5 separate regions of the Homo sapiens genome follow, and all the other regions are linked to region 3. Evidence: chromatin contacts called from ENCODE Hi-C or POLR2A ChIA-PET data. All regions are on one chromosome and are shown on one strand. The core of a region is the stretch at or near the end of the contact, and the rest is flanking DNA. Distances in the headings are between cores, read along the strand shown.

Region 1 (3,043 bases), core at 85-2,584, 1.4 Mb after region 3:
AAAAATCCTGCCCAGTTTAATTGCACCACAATCTACTAACTGTAATTCTAAAAATGTGTATGTTGGATAATCTTCCAGCTCTAAAGTGCTGTGAATTAAAAAAATGCCATAGGCAGGCATAAAAAAATCCTACCCTCTATTATATTCTCCATCTGATATAGAATATATGATATATATTCTATAAATGAATACATGATACAGAGTCTATCATGTAGTGATTTACTTTTTACTTTTGTGAATTACAACGTGGTAGGGTAGGAAATGAGAAAGCTTAAAAAGCCTAATTTTCTCACTAAAGCATAACCAGACACAGCAGCCTATTAGGGGTTTCTCCAGAAGATGGCAGGCAGTCAAGGGGGACAGAGTTCGACCCGCGACAGGCCAACTGATTTCCCCAAAAAGATGCCAAGGGCAGCTAACCGCCCTCCTGGCCCGCGAAGCTGCTCCTTGAGGGCCCAAAACTTCCCGGAGGAGCCAGAGGAGGCCCTCAGGAGCCACAGCTCTCCCTGACTTGGCCTGTATTTGCACCCCTAGGGATCCCATTCCCTTTCCCGACGCAGCGCAAGGAAGGGGAGCGGAATGGGGGCTGAAAGGCAATAAAAAACTTGTAAAGCCGTATCTGCTAGTTCTCCCAGTGGGCTATGTCCCTGCAAATATCCTCCACAAGAAGTAAACTGGGTGGGTAGGAAGAGGTGAAGGCTCCCTCCTCAGGGCTGCCGGGACCGCCTCGAGGGCTTGTCTGTTTAGGTCCCAATTCCTCCCGGATCCGTACATTCACACGAGCGCAGGGCAACAATCTGAGCGAGTGTTCGTGTGTGCCCGTGTGACTCGCCATCGCGTGGCAGATGTTCAGTAGAACATTACAGTAATTTCTGTTACAGGTCCATGGGCGCAGGTCCCTGAGCCCACAGCTTCGCGGGGGTCTGGCCGAGCATGCGTCACAACCTACGCGGCCAAGAGCAGTGCGCACGCGCAACCTAACGCGGGACTGCCAGCAACTTCCGGGCGTTTACAGGCAGGCAGGTCAGTGATGTGTCCTAAGGGTCCGACCGACCTAGATACCCCTCTTTGATTCCTCCTCTTGGGATTAGTGTCCATCTCTGGAAGCAGGATCCAGGAGGACGGGAGGGGCCGCTGCGGACCGCAGTCGCTCCACCTGGAGGAGACACCAGAAGGAAGACAGCCTGAGGGACGCAGCCATCCCCGGCTCCTACCGGCGCCCCGCCCCGCGCATGCGCACGCGCACAGGGAGTCAGCTGGCTGCGCGGGAGGTCACGGGAAGTGGGGCGGTGCCCAGACAGCTGGAGGGAAGGAGGTGTCAGGCGGGGAGAGACGCAAACGGCGGGACCAGCAGCGACGGTAGCAGCAGCATGGCCGCGATCTATGGGGGTGTAGAGGGGTGAGTGCGGCCCGGCGGAGGGAGCCTGGGCCCGAAGGCGGGGCGGAAGGCCGTGGCCAGCCTGGCAAGCTGGTGGCCTTGATCCTCGGCGTCCGGGCACTTTGGGCGGCGGGACCTTGCGGTGAAGAGGTGTGTGCACGCGCAGGGGCGCCCTGGAGCGCACAGCTGTATGCCTTACGGGGACTCTGCCTGTGCAACAGCCACACCCCGGGTTGGGGATCCTTTGTGTTTCTTGGCGGAACCACGCCCCTTTCTTCCACGAAACACCCACTCCGCTGTCTTCAGCTGGAGAAGCAGCTCCTTTTTCCTATTCCTGACCTCGGACAGAGTTTTGCAGAACAGGTGTCAGGTGTGAAATTGCTGAGCGCGGGCAGGGTGGGGAGTGGGAGTGGGGAGAAGCGGGACAAAGATCTTGGCTGAGGTTATCCGGGAGCTGGAGCAGCTGCGAGCCAGAGTACTAGGTTGTCCTGATGTCTGAAAACCGCTCCATCCCTGTTGGCCTTCCATGCTGCTTTCACTAGATTGCATTTTTCTGCTCAGAAGCTTGTTTACTGAACTTTTTGTAATAGCTCTGCCCCTGGGTATGACCATGGACAAGATATTTACCCTCCCTGGGCTACAGTTACCGTATGTGCAAAGTGAGGATAGGGATAAATAAGATCGCTATGTCCCTGCCAGTGGCAACATTCTGTGAATCTGAGTTTGTCAAATCAGGGAATAATGGGGGTCGCTGGCCTCTCAGCCAGGGCACTGTACTTTCGAATCTGTGATTGTTTTCACTTCTCTGGCAGCCACACCCCACTGCTGATTCACAGACCCCAAAGTCTTTTCACATGAATTGTTAGGAATGATCTTTCCCATCCTGTATTTGTAGCACTTAAAAAAAACAGTATAGGAGTCTGCATTCATCCTTGTTATAGTCATCTGTAAGATATGACCCGTTTCTTCCAGTTCGTCAAGACATGCTTTTGGATGTGGAATCTGCCACCTCATGTATTAACTACCCCCTTGAAATTTCATGTCCTCTTTGAGTTTGATGAGCGGTCTTCAGTGTCTTCTTCTGCCATTCCTAAAAGTAATGATCAATAAAGAAACATATATCCCATCACCACAGATCTCCCTGTGAACTACTGTGACCCCCAGTAATCAACATTTGAAGGTTTAGTTGCTTAAGTATGTATGAAGTCACCCTGCCATCTGGTCAGCATTTCTAGCAAAGGTGTCTTGAAGACCTTGGCAGCTGGATCTTGAAATGCAGTCTTTAGCTATTGTGAGGGAAGCAGAGAGATGTGCCATTTTTCTTAGGAGTGTTTGCTGAGCATTGCCTGTGCCAGCTCCTGTGCTCGTTCTGAGAGGGTAAGTAAGTGATCAGGAGCTTGACCCAGTGGAGCTTGAAGTCTAGTGAGAGGCGGACACAAAGCGTCTGAACACACACTTCATACAGAGGAGACTTTAATAACTTTGGAGGCACTATGAAGGTTTAACTAACGGAGACTTAACTAATTCGTTGGGGTGGGCCACACCTCAGAAAAGGTTTCGAGGACTAGGTGAAGCGTAAGTAGAGTCTTGCAGGATAAGGAGGACATCCCCAAGGGAAGAGGAGTGAGAATTATGTTTCAGTTAAAGAGCACTCAAACACTGAAC
Region 2 (3,286 bases), core at 410-2,909, 1.3 Mb before region 3:
TCCCAACTCTATCAGGACCGAGGTCACTGCAACAGCCTTGGGCAAAGGGAACAGGAGGGCATTTCAATGTAGACTTGGGCACCCAATCCAGGTCAGACTGATTTCCACTGTAATGTGTTACTGAGTCCCAGACTATTGGGCTGGTTTTTTTCTTCTTGTTCTCCTTCTCCTTCTCCTTCTCCTTCTCCTTCTCCTTCTCCTTCTCCTCCTTCTTCCTCTTGTTCTTATTCTTCTTTTCTCCTTTTTCCTCTTCCTCTTCTTTTTATTTGAGACGGAGTTTCACTTTTGTTGTTCAGGCTCACTGCAACCTCTGCCGCCCGGGTTCAAGCGTGATTCTCGTGCCTCAGCCTCCTGAGGAGCTGGGATTACAGATGTGCACCACCATGCCTGGCTAATTTTTGTATTTTTAGTAGATTCGGGGTTTCACCATGTTGGCCAGACTGGTCTCAAACTTCCAACCTCAGGTGATCTGCCTGCCTTGGCCTCTCAAAGTGGCCTGTAATCCCTAAGATTACAGGTGGGCTAGTACTTCTTAAATCCTTCTTGTTGAAGGCCAGGGTGGGTTTTGGACATTTCTATGGGTAGAGCCTTCATGGGGGAGTCAGGTGGCCTCGGCTGGGAGATGAAGGCTGTAGCAGAGACTGGGACCCAGCAGTACTGACACATGATGGAAGACCTTAAATGTCCGATGACAGGCAGACTAGACCAAACTTGTCTTTCAAGCTTCAGCATGCCTCACTGAGTGAGCGTGGATGCAAGGGTTAGAACACTTAAAAGTGACAGCCCAGAGCAGTTGTAACTTTGGCCTAAGATCACTCAGATTCCCTGAGCCTTAATTTTCTTATCCTTAAAATGAGGACTGCAATTACCACCCTGCCTCTTTCACAGGCTGCTATGAAGATAAAAAGAAGAAATGCAGTGTCACTTAGTTTATCTTTGTAGAGAAAGAAAAGTGAGCAAAAGCCTTTCATACATGAAATTCATGGAAGGCTCGCTATCCAACTGCTGTCACTCCTGTTTTGAGGGTGGCATCCCTACTGCTTTTGCCCGGATGACAGGACAGGCAGGCTGTCATGTTGACTCCCTTGTTGGCTACATTTGTAAGGAACACACTGCTTTTTATTTTTATCTTTTTTAATTGACACATAATAGTACGTATTTATGGGGCACAATTAATGTTCTGATACACATATACATTGTGCAGTGATCAAATCGTGGTAACTAGTGTATCCATCACCTCAAATATCTATCTTTTTTTGTTGTAAGAACAAACATGCTGTTTTTAATACAAAGCTTCATTGTAACCTGCTAATAATCCAATGTATGGGTCAATTTCATTTTCTTCTCTTTGCAATCATCTCTTGACCAGAAGATTGCTTAAATGACTTCTCAAGGTCCCTGCTAGACTCTGCAAAGTCATGACAATCAGTGCAGGTGATGTCATCAAATTTTAATTTAGGACATATATCCATCACATTATTTCCTATTTAAAAACTTAAAATGATTTCCCATTAGCCAAATTTCTTACTGTGCCATCAAAGCTCTCCCCACCCACCCTTCACCTCCCTCCTCCTCTTATTTCCTTTTGCCTTCTTTCCACCAACTCCTCCCCTGCCCCATGGGGCTGCTTTATGCCTGAGTGCATCTGTTCACACTGCTGCCCCCTCAGCTTGTGCTGGTTCCTCTGCATCCTGCTTCATATGCTTGGCAAACGCCTACTCATATTTTAAGCCTCTGCCCAGTGTCACTTCCTCTATGAATCTTTTCCTGATGGTGATGCACAGCCCTCTTCTCTCACCTCCTTCACCTCTTTCACACCTTCAGATTTGACCCAGTAGTCTCGCAACTGACTTATAGCAGAGCACTTGTTACAAGACTTATTTATTACACCCATCATGCCCTTTTACACTCCTTGAGGGAATTTCTCCAACACCCAGTAGAGTACCTAGCATCGAGTAGGTGCTCAGTAAATGTTTGTTCATCAATGGGATAAGTGAGTGGGTTAGTAAAACCTATTTCTTTGATGCATGTGTTGCTTTTTTTTAAGACAAAGACTTTATTTTTTTATTTTTAAAGTTATTATTTTTTTATTTTATTTTTGTTTTTATTTATTTATTTTTTATTATACTTTAAGTTTTAGGGTACATATTTTTTGAGATGGAGTCTTGTTATGTTGCCTGGGCTGGTCTTGAACTCCTGGGCTCAACTATCCTACTGCCTCAGCTTCCAGAGTAGCTGGGACAACAGGTGTGCCACCATACCTGGTCATGTGTTTCTTCTTAAGCAGCATGTAGATGTTCTTAAAAACCCTTTACATAGTTTTTTGTTTGTTTGTTTGTTTCTAGTGGGTATCTATCCCACTTATTTTGTTTTCTCTTTCTTGAAATAACAGGGGAGACGAGACAAGTCAGACCTGTGGGTGAGCTGGAGTCAGTTCAGGGGTGATTGTCAGGGGCTTGTTCTTCGGTAAGGAGAGTTAACCTTCCCTGTGCTGGTCCCATCTAGGTAACTGCGTCATTGATTGGCTGGTATCCAACCAGTCTGTTAGGAATCGCCAGGAAGGCCTCATGATTGCTTCATCGCTGCTCAATGAGGGGTATCTGCAGCCTGCTGGAGACATGTCCAAGAGTGCAGTGGATGGAACTGCTGAAAACCCTTTCCTGGACAACCCTGATGCCTTCTACTACTTTGTAAGAAAAGCTCCCCATCTCTTCTTCCTGTAAGGGAGGCTGCCCTGAGCAGATTCTAGATTGATTTCAGTTCATAGACATCTATAGAGCGCTGTTAGGCAGCGGGTAGGGAGGTCAGCCAGGAAGAACAAGGGAATACCTGAAGCTCCCAGGCCCATTTAGAGCTTCTGTTATACCAGCATTTCCCAACTCAACAGCTGCCCTCTCTACAACACTCGCCCTGTCCAAGTGAATTTGTTATTATAAAAGGATACTACTGTTTACTTGAAAAAAAATTTTTAAAGGACATTTTAAAGTTTATTGTTTCCTATTTACTTATTATTATTTTTTATTTATTTAGATGTAGTCTTGCTCTGTCACCCAGGCTGGAGTGCAGTGGTGTCATCTCGGCTCACTGCAACCTCCGCCTCCCGGGTTCAAGCGATTTTCCTGTCTCAGCTTCCCGAGTAGCTAGGATTACAGGCATGCGCCACCACACTCAGCTAATTTTCGTATTTTTAGTAAAGACAGCGTTTCACCATGTTGGCCAGGCTGGTCTCGAACTCCTGACCTCAAGTGATCCACCTGCCTCTGCCTCCCAACTATCTATTCTTATT
Region 3 (3,348 bases), core at 296-2,795:
AATTTTTCTTTTGATTAAAAAAACAAAAAACAAAACCTAAAGCGAGAAGGAAGAGGGGCCTACTAGACTGAGTTCAAAATAACCACATTTGTTTTATGTAATTTCTGTTATCTTTGCTATAACCTGGGGACCTGATTACAGTTGGGTCAGGAAACAAATCTACTAGTGAAATCCACCAAGAGCCTTGGCCCTTGGAAAAACACGTTCACGTTCTCCGAAAATCCTCTCTTCCTTCCAATGCCTGCTCATGGAAGTGGGAAAGTTGGGTAGGAGAAGGAGAAACCCCTCTCTTCTTAAAAGTCCCCCCACCCTTCAGCCTTCACATCAAGATTTTAAGTTTTAGGAGGATGACAAGCCCATCACCCTGCCTTTGGCATAAAGCTTTACACTTTCACACATACGTTTTCTTGTGTGATCCTCAAAATTTGGCTTCTCAATATTAAAAAAATAAAAATAAAAGGCCACTAACGTAAACAATTTCGGCAACCTCCCCACACCCCCATAAGCCCAGTCACTTTCAAATCTCAATTTTAAATCTCTCAAGGACAATGACTCACAGGGCAAGTGAAGGGGGAAGGGAGGGTCAACTGGTCAAAGCCCATTCATACATGCAACAACTAGAAACCACAGTATTGCCGCATCAGCACAAGATTTTAATTTACGGCGCATTGAGCCCCACCGTACCTTCCGCCAACACCTCGTCCACTGTGACCTGCTGTCGCCCGATGCCGAAGACTCTTCCGATGTAGCCACTGCCCAGGCCCGAGGTGCTGCCCCCTCCTCCGCTGGAGCCGGAGCCCAGGCCAGAGCCGCCCTGCTCTCGCCGGGAGTCGAAAAACTTCTTCATCTTGCGAATAGGGAGCAGCAAAGCAAAATACCGATGGTTTCTAGATTTTTTTTTTTTTTTTTTTTTTTTAAGAAAAGAGATCCAAGGATTTCTTCTCAGATTTCACCTCGGAGAGGAGCCACCCGAATCCGGCCGTGGGGGTGGGGGCTGAGGGAGGATGCCTATAGGAATATGCGTGTCAATCGCGCAGCGGGTCCCCTCCTCCTCCAGAAAGCGATTCGTGTAAGTTTAAACCTGTGATGACAGAGGAAGAAAGAGAGGATGAATCAGTAACACGCTTAAAAATTCAACCGCTGAGTCCTAGGGGGAGCAAAAGCCATCATCCTGGGGAAACGCTTCATGTATTTTCCCGGCGAGAAAAACCGTGGGGCTGAAAACGCGACCCCGGCCCCAGAACCCGGGACCCCCGAGCCGGGAGCTCGGAGAAAGGAGGGATCCGAGCTGCTCCGGCAGCGCCGACCCTCCCGGGCACTGCCTCCCGCTCCTCCCGGGTCTCCCCGCCGCCCCTCGAGGCGGCATCCTGGCAGCACCCACTTGAGACGGCTCGGCGGCCGGCGCCCTGCTACCAGCCCCGCGACATTGTCACGGCCGCCGGGCCGGCCTGCGACGCAGAGAAGAGGCGGCGCTGCAGCGAGAGCCGGGGCCGCGCTCGGCTCCCGCCCGCCCGCCAGCTGATCCCGGGAGCGCCGGGCGGAGACTGACCCGCCGCCCCTCCCCCGCGCGCGCTCCCGCCCGGCTCCATCCACCCAACCAGGAAGTGAACCGCCGCCGGAAGTGCCCCTCGGGGCGGCGCGGCGAGGGACCGGGGCCTCTCCTGCAACCGCCGTTCTGTCGCCACGGATGGGAAGGAGTCGACCGCGAGAAGAGGACTGGGGGAAGAGGGTCTCAGTGCAGACAGAGTTCTGGAAAAGACTGTTGATATCACCCGAGCCGCAGGGCAAGCTGGGAAAGGTAGCTCGGCACAGTCCGGCTGCTGGACTACAAATCCCAGCATACTCCTGGAGGAGAGGGCGAGGCGGCAGCCGTGTGGCCTCCACGGCCTCGAAGGAGATTTGTGGGGTGGCGCGTATGTGGGGACTCGGCAATTTAAACACATCCCGTGAAGAAACTGCCAACAACTAAGTTCCCCCCCCCCCCCCCCCGCTGTATGTTCCACCCTTCTGGAGCCATCTTATTTGCGGCCTGGCCTCCTGGCACAAGGGATTCTGGAGGTTGTGGTTTCCGAACGGATCGAGACTGACACCTGAAGGACGCGGCTTAACCGCTTAGCCCCTAGCGGGTCCTGTGGGTTTCCCGACGTCTCCTGGGCTGAAATGGAAGCGAGAAGTGATCGGGAACATTGTGCTGGCAGTTGGATCCGGCTGCACCGAGCGCCAGCCTTGAAATAAGTAAAACCGATGCCCTTCCGCCCCTAACCTCAAAAGCTGCTTTTGCGTCTCGATGTTATTGAGAGCCGGCTCTGCGGTCAGCTCTGAGCTAGGCGCTGTGAGAACGCTCAGTAAGACAGTGTCTCGTCTGGAAATGTACAGGCGAGATTCAAACCGAGAAACTGCCAAAGGTTGTGTGCAGGGCAGATCCTAGGATACCGGAGACCCAGCCCGTTGGCTTGACCTCAAAACTCGGGGGCTTTTCGGCCCATGCTGTCCCTTAATTCCTCCTCCTTTGCTGACGCTGTGGGTGCGCATCAAAGCCTAAACTTCACTAGCTCCCTTGCACACAAGAACACTAACCCTAACCTGACCAGTTATTTATTTTTCACTTCAAGATTCTTCCATTGATACTTACGTTTCCCTGATACCGTCCAAGTGCTGAGGGCGGGGATGGACTGTGTGATTTGCATCTGCCAAATGCAGAAAATTTGGAAGGTCAGTTGGTACACTTTTCCGACCTAGATTTCCTGATGGATGATGCTGAAGAGTGGCAAGTTGCTGCCAAAAACAAACAAAAAAACCTACCATGATTTATTAATATTATTTTTCTAACCCCTGAATATGGGTTATTGTTCATCTCTGCCCGCTTTCCCCACTCCCTAGTGCTTGTCTCAGAATTTTTTTTTCAGCGGGTATTTGAGTAGAGAAGGGTGTCCCAGGGAAAAAAATGGTTCTTGCTTTCTCTAATCTGAATATTGAGCTGAGCTGTGACTGGGTTAACAGTAGCGTTTGTTGTTGCTGCTGCTGCAGCTTGTTTCAAGTAGTGCCATTGTAATTAAACTCCGTGAAGAGATAGCATCTTTTCTTCCGGAGAGAGTCAGTGTTGTCACCTCAGTTCACGAATTCATGTAGCCACCTCCAGGGTGAAATGCAGCCCCTATTCCCTCAAACTAAGCCCACGAAGGCATGTTCTCTGCACTTTCCTTAAAAGGCCAGATTTTTGTCTGAGGAAGTTTGAAGCAGATCTTAAAATAGATGAGAAAGCTCATTTGGAATTAGACTCATTGACCCCCATTTCTCTCAGCACTTATTTGTCTTGACTGACTTTTTTAAACAAGCTGTGCTAGGTCC
Region 4 (2,976 bases), core at 337-2,836, 1.5 Mb before region 3:
AAAAATAAAAAAATAAAAAGTACAAAAAAATTAGTTAGGTGTGGTGGCACACACCTGTAGTCCCAGCTACTTGGGAGGCTGAGGTGGGGAGGCGGAGGTTGCAGTGAGCTGTGTTTGCACCACAGCACTCCGGGCTGGGTGACAGATTGAGACCCTGTCTCAAAAAAAAAAAAAAAAAAAAAAAAGCCACTGGTTACCAGAAGCTAAGTGATGAACAATACAAGGAACGAAGGAAAGGTAGAAAAAAATAAGCCATGTTTCATGTTTGTCATTCAGGGAAACTTAAAGCGGGATGGGGTCTTACATACTTTCTATTCTAGGCTTAACAGTCCAAATTGTATTCATCCTTTATCTACCAGTTTAATCCCTACCTCCTCCAAGCAGATTCTCTCCATAGGTTTTGATCCCCAGAGTTAACCTACCCTGCACTTGTAGTCTATTACAACCCTGATCTGATAATGACTGATCATTTTTTCAGGTAACAAAATCAACACTTTTTAAAAACTATAAACAGCTATAAAATGCTAGTTACTATCATTATTCTCTAATTCTTTCACTAGTAATCTTCAAAAAAACCTTGCAAACCTAATCTTTCCACACCCTGCTTAAATCCTTTCAGTTGTGTCCGTTTTTTCTTAGAAAAAAGGCATAAATCCTTTGAATGTCCTACAGATCTTGCAATGTCTGGTTCCTGCTTATCCCTCTAGTTTCTTAAGGAGATAAACTTCTTCCCATCACTGAGCTTCTGCATGTGCAGAAGCCCTGGAAACCTTGTCCTTTACTCCTAGTTTGACCTAGTTAGCTTCTGCACATACCAAAATCTGTTTTCATTCATCCCAAATCTGTTTTCACTCTCATTGAACCGTAACCGTGTTCCTTTGTGTGAGACAACTCATCTCGGTTTGTATTTATGTATCGTTGCTTTGATTATTGAACTGAGTATCTCTCCCACTAGAAAATAAACTCCATGAGATGGGGGACATTACCATTCACATCCCTGGGAATACCAGGCACTCAGCTGATGCCTGTCGAATGTGTTAGGTTGCCTCTTCCAACCACACTGCAGGCATCCTGGTGCCCGCTTTGGCTGGACTGCACTGGGGGTGGCAGGACGGTTGGGCGCGGAGGAACTACCCCGCGGATGAGAAGAAAGGTTTTAAATAGGAAACATTCCTCAGTCGGCGGTCAGCTTCTCTGGTCTCGCGCGGCTCAAGCCATGCTTTGGGGGACGCTGGGCGAAGGCTCTGGCAAAGAGGAATGCAGACCCCAGGATCCGCACTCGCCCCCAACGGCAGTCCGGATCCTCGACCCGGCACCCACCTCCCGAAGCAGCTTCAGGTCCCCGTGCTGGATCTCGTACAGCTGAATGACGCCGGTGCCCCGTGCGAAGTTGCCCATGGTCACAAATTTGGCGCTGCAGGGCACCCACTTACAGTCAAACACCGTGTAGTTGAAGCCCTTCTGGATATGGGCGATGATCTGAGGCTTCTCGAAGGCCGACATGGTGCAGCCAATTTCAGCTACGGCAACCGCCACACCCAGAGCCCCCAAAAACGGCAACCTGGAAACCAGACTCCAAACATTGGCAATTTGTCCCTCCCGCTTTCCGTATTCTGCCCCAGATGCCCTGGCATGTTGGCTGTAGTTATCCCCGGATAATGCCAGATGCGCTCCTGCGATCGCACAGAATGTTCCTTCACAACAGCACGAATTTGTTTATCGCCTTTACCCACTGCCTTTCGCACACATACATACTAGAGATTACAAAATACTTGGGCTGGGAGTTGCGCGGCTGGAGTGAGCCCAAGACCATCAGGCATATCTTAGGACAGCCTAACCCCGTTTTCCCCCCCACCGGCCCCAAATCCTGCAGGTCCCCGGCCTGTGACGTTTTAGGAAAGGGGCGGAGCTGCAGGGGTGGTTGGCTGAGGCTGGCTTCTGCGTGGTGCAGCTGCGCACGTGTTTCAGCCGGCAGCGCTTTAAGATTTCCGGGGATGGAATCCGAAATGGAAACGCAGAGCGCCAGGGCAGAGGAGGGCTTTACCCAGGTCACCCGCAAGGGTGGCCGACGGGCGAAGAAACGACAGGCTGAACAGCTGTCCGCAGCAGGAGAGGGCGGGGATGCGGGCCGCATGGACACAGAGGAGGCCAGGCCGGCGAAGAGGCCCGTCTTCCCACCCCTCTGTGGGGACGGGCTCCTGGTATGTGGCTGGGACCCTAGGACAGCAACGAGGCAAGGGCCAGACGCGGATCAAGCCGATGGCCTCTGGAGAATGTTGAAGCTGCGGTGGGGCTGTTCTGCCGTGATGCTCAGAGAGAAGTGATTCTTTGAAGTGTAACTAGTTCAGTTAAAGGAGGCCCTTTGTGGATCAGATGTCATTTTAAACTCCATCACCGTCCCTCCATAGCCTTCTGAGTTGTGTGTTCTTTTATTTACAGAGTGGGAAAGAAGAAACAAGGAAAATTCCAGTCCCAGCTAACAGATACACACCATTGAAAGAAAACTGGATGAAGATATTTACTCCTATTGTGGAACATTTGGGACTTCAGATACGCTTTAACTTGAAATCAAGGAATGTAGAAATCAGGGTAAGGAAAATCTCAATCATTTCCCAATACACCAGGCTTTCTCTCCTACAGAGATGAAAAGGCATGAATAGGCTTTACTTAATGGGACTTTTCTGTTGTATGGTTTTTGTCCAGTTTAAAAATTTACCATATTGAGTTTGAACTTCCCAAATGCCTTAAAAATCTGCATTCGATACAAATATTAATTGAATTTGTAAATTAGTTCTGAGATCACACCAAAATACTGGCTCTTCTTCTGTGTATCTTTTATAATGTTCTATGTCAAATTGAGAAAAGGTCGAGTAAAGAGATTGCCATAAACAGAAGCAGGTAAATAATGAATATAAGCACTTGCTGCTTTACAAGAAGTATATACAGTCAGCGTCGGGAATATGTTCTGGGATATGT
Region 5 (3,071 bases), core at 470-2,969, 1.3 Mb before region 3:
CAGATGAGAAAACTGAGGCACAAAGTAATAACAAACTTGCTCATTTTCACATGGTCAGATTAACGGGTCTCTAAGTTTATTCTATGGAATATTCGTTTTTCAGGATTATATTGGTTTCCTGGGGCTGCCATAACAAAGTACCACAAACTGGTGGCTTAAAACAATGGAAATTTATTGTCTTACAGTTCTGGAGGCCGTAAGTCTGAAATCAAGGTGTCGTCAGCACCATGTTCTCTATAGCAACTCTAGGAGAGAATTGTTGCGTGCCTCTTCCAGCTTCTGGGGGTTGCTGGCCATCCTTGGCGTTCCTTGGCTTGTAAATGCATCACTCTGTTGTCACATGGCTGTTTTCTGTGTGCCCTTTTCTTATAAGGACACCAGTCACATTGGATTAAGGGCCCACTTGTTTCAGTATGACCTCATCTTAACTAATTATATCTACAATGACCCTATTTCCAAATAAGGATGCATTCTGAAGTGCTAAGGGTTAGGACTTCTTTTTTGGGAGATCTAATTCAATTTATGACAAAAAAAGTTAACATAAATTGTTCAAAAAAGAATGCTATGGCGAAGTAAGTTTGGAAAACACCATTATAGGATTCTTTACTGTAGTACTTTGGCGGGGCGAAGGTCTTTAATTTGTTCATCATTTAGAGGAGTTGCCAACCTGGGATTATTTTGTAAAGTTTCTCAAAAACCTGTTTGATGATGGACTTCTTTTTACAGGCTGACTGTGAGATCAGCACTCAACGTGGAACACCTGTTCTCATGCCTGATGTGAGGCAGTGGCACCCTAGCACATCCCTCCCTGGTTCTTCTGCTTTCCCCTGTGACCTGCAGCGTCAACTTGAGACAACTTTTCTTCTCTGAGCCTGAGTTTCCTTACTCTAAGATAAGGAAAATAATATACTTTCCCTATGGGTTTGATGTGTGGACTCATTTTTGTTGTTGTTTGTTTTGAGATGAAGTCTTTCTCTGTCGCCCAGGCTGGAGTGCAGTGGACCAATCTCGGCTCACTGCAACCTCCGCCTCCCAGGTTCAAGTGATTCTGCTGCCTCAGCCTCCCGAGTAGCTGGGACTACAGGCACACGCCACCATGCCCGGCTAATTTTTGTATTTTTAGTAGAGACAAGGTTTCACCATGTTGGCCAGGCTGGTCTTGAACTCCTGACCCCAGGTGATCCATCTGCCTTGGCCTCCCAAAGTGCTGGGAGTACAGGCGTGAGCTACCATGCCTGGCCGATGTGCAGACTAATTTAGTTTAAAATAAGTAGGCTGAGAAACACTTGATACAGGGCTTGGCATAGAGAGAAGTAGGCATTCATTTAGTAGTTAACTTTGTTATGCTAACCAGATGGTTCTGAATTTCTTGGCATTTTTATTGGGCATTTCCAGGATCTCAAGAATAATCCTTACTCAGGACAATTTTCACCAACAAGTTTTTCTTGTTCATCTTCCTCTTCCTTTCATCACTTCTTTTTCTCTTTAAAAGAGGGATTTTCTGTATGGTAGTAAGAATTTCCCTTAGGTAAATATTCAACCCAACTGTGGTTTTAATAAGTCTCCAGCATTAGCAAGGAATGGGTGGTTTACTCTGCAGTTCCTTATTCTGATCTTCCAACCCAGTGAGGGGAAGAGGATGTGATCATGCGACCGCCAGCAGAAGGGAAATTGTGAAAGCGACCTGCTGTAGAAAAGGCGGCCCACAGCCACCTCAGCATGCAGAGGAGGCCCAGCTGCTGAGAGGAGTTGCCTGAGAGTGACCTTTGCATCTGCCTGTCCAGCCAGCATGGAACCAAAGCGGATCAGAGAGGGCTACCTTGTGAAGAAGGTGAGCGAAGGTGCCACTTACCAGGGTGTCAGTGGACATGGGCTGGGGAGACTTGGGTTCAGCTCCACCGGCTACCTGCTCATCTTAGGAATGTTTCCTGTTCAACCAGTTGGGTTGAAATAGGGGAGCGTGGTAGCACATAGAATGTTGGAGTGGGGTTAGGGGAGTGGGGATACTCATCCAGCCCCGGCTTCCTTACAGTTTGATATTACGGGTCTGAGAATTCCAGATGGCAGGGCCTGGAAGGTGGGGATCTAAGCTAACTCCCTCCAGATTTAGAATATCCTTTTTAAGAGGCACACAGATGTGTTCTGTCAGAAGATATACTCCTCTTCTATGGAGGTTTCTTGGAGGGACTATTCATTTTTTATTTAAATTCCACTTCCCCTCAGTTCTTTTTTTGGGAGGCAAGGGGAAAAAAGTGATTAAAGAGTTGATATAATGATAGAGTAATTACGGCTTATTTCTTGGGCCATCTTCTTGGAATTGACACGTTTAAAAAAAACCTTATCTTTTTTTAATTGGGCTGAAATCTCTTCACTCACAATTCTTAGTAAATTTGCATAATGTGGCATCGAGGTGGTAGATGCACCATTTTAAAGATTAGGGTACTGAAAAAGGCTTAGCCTCCCTGGTGTGCATCATGAAAATTGAATTTTCTTAGTGCTGTTTGTCTTTCTTCGGATGCTGAGTGTGTGCTGTGTGGTTGTGAAAGCTCCCCGGGATGTGAATTCACACATAGGACTTGGTGTCCTGTGGGCAACACCTATATACACAGATATGCTCACACTAACCTTAGTGAGTGGATTGTTTCAGAAATGAGCTGAACGTAGTGCCTTCCTTCAGGTGCTTAGCTTTTTAGTTGAATGAACAGTGAATGTGAGTCTGTTTTAGGCTACTCATTTGTTTCACGTTTTAACCTACAATGTTCTACCTGTAAGGGGGGTTAAATAGCACACATTGCTGCCTGCTTCCATTTTGACTTCAGGCTGGAGGGACCCTAGGTCATCTGGCCTAATTCCTTCATTTGCAGAAGAGGAGACAGACCCAGAAGGCTCGGTGATTGCCCCAAGTCACATGGCTATGACAGTTGTGACCAGCCACTCCTTCTCTGATGCTTAGGTTTCTGATTCATGGCACTGAACTTTGTTCATTACTCCAGCATTTTCTTAAAGCAGATTTATTCCAAGTTAGGATTTGTAGTGTATTTGTGATGGTGAGAGCTATGAGTTGGTACTGG

The links. A loop is a pair of places that touch in the nucleus more often than their neighbours do. ChIA-PET counts read pairs that join two places held with the same protein, here RNA polymerase II (POLR2A). Pooled maps may share reads with other maps.
Region 1: a loop to region 3 is called in a map of naive thymus-derived CD4-positive, alpha-beta T cell, with 6 times the contacts of the local background. The contact joins the promoter of NAGK here to the promoter of AAK1 in region 3. A Hi-C loop is called at or near these places in 1 of 168 maps with a recorded cell type or tissue (naive thymus-derived CD4-positive, alpha-beta T cell), 6 of 37 single-sample maps with no recorded cell type and 12 of 50 pooled maps.
Region 2: a pooled map shows a loop between it and region 3 (2.8-fold over the local background). The contact joins the enhancer-like site here to the promoter of AAK1 in region 3. A Hi-C loop is called at or near these places in 1 of 168 maps with a recorded cell type or tissue (GM12878), 1 of 37 single-sample maps with no recorded cell type and 2 of 50 pooled maps.
Region 4: a map of ascending aorta shows a loop between it and region 3 (9-fold over the local background). The contact joins the promoter of DNAAF10 here to the promoter of AAK1 in region 3. A Hi-C loop is called at or near these places in 1 of 168 maps with a recorded cell type or tissue (ascending aorta) and 10 of 50 pooled maps. POLR2A ChIA-PET finds 5 or more read pairs at or near these places in 1 of 52 experiments (GM10248).
Region 5: a loop to region 3 is called in a map with no recorded cell type, with 8 times the contacts of the local background. The contact joins the promoter of PLEK here to the promoter of AAK1 in region 3. A Hi-C loop is called at or near these places in 1 of 168 maps with a recorded cell type or tissue (GM12878), 3 of 37 single-sample maps with no recorded cell type and 2 of 50 pooled maps.

What each region holds. Positions count from the first base shown.
Region 1 is chr2:71,067,314-71,070,356 of GRCh38, forward strand. NAGK (N-acetylglucosamine kinase) reads left to right here and starts at 1,335. Exons shown (of 10, transcript NM_017567.6): 1 at 1,335-1,399. The coding sequence starts at 1,371. RefSeq lists a silencer at 1,561-1,620.
Region 2 is chr2:68,383,997-68,387,282 of GRCh38, forward strand. It overlaps PLEK (pleckstrin), which reads left to right. Exons shown (of 9, transcript NM_002664.3): 5 at 2,506-2,690. Among named protein-coding and RNA genes, the nearest start is that of PLEK, 20 kb to the left of the region's middle. RefSeq lists an enhancer at 3,280-3,286. Within about 2 kb of position 1,660, at least 7 of the 41 ENCODE cell types and tissues checked have a DNase peak (open chromatin) inside an H3K27ac peak, as active enhancers do; they include GM12878, where a contact is called at or near this core.
Region 3 is chr2:69,642,194-69,645,541 of GRCh38, forward strand. It overlaps AAK1 (AP2 associated kinase 1), which reads right to left and starts at 1,546. Exons shown (of 22, transcript NM_014911.5): 1 at 1,382-1,546; 2 at 685-1,081. The coding sequence starts at 847. It also overlaps a transcript of ANXA4 not described here. RefSeq lists a silencer at 1,295-1,624 and enhancers at 1,705-1,974, 2,730-3,332.
Region 4 is chr2:68,155,941-68,158,916 of GRCh38, forward strand. It overlaps DNAAF10 (dynein axonemal assembly factor 10), which reads right to left and starts at 1,587. Exons shown (of 8, transcript NM_138458.4): 1 at 1,321-1,587. The coding sequence starts at 1,503. PNO1 (partner of NOB1 homolog) reads left to right here and starts at 1,948. Exons shown (of 7, transcript NM_020143.4): 1 at 1,948-2,201; 2 at 2,440-2,589. The coding sequence starts at 1,995. RefSeq lists enhancers at 830-1,762, 1,220-1,359, 1,640-1,879, 2,160-2,259.
Region 5 is chr2:68,363,563-68,366,633 of GRCh38, forward strand. PLEK (pleckstrin) reads left to right here and starts at 1,720. Exons shown (of 9, transcript NM_002664.3): 1 at 1,720-1,831. The coding sequence starts at 1,790. LOC101927723 (a long non-coding RNA gene) reads right to left here and starts at 2,842. Exons shown (of 2, transcript NR_187652.1): 1 at 1,853-2,842. RefSeq lists an enhancer at 1,680-1,759.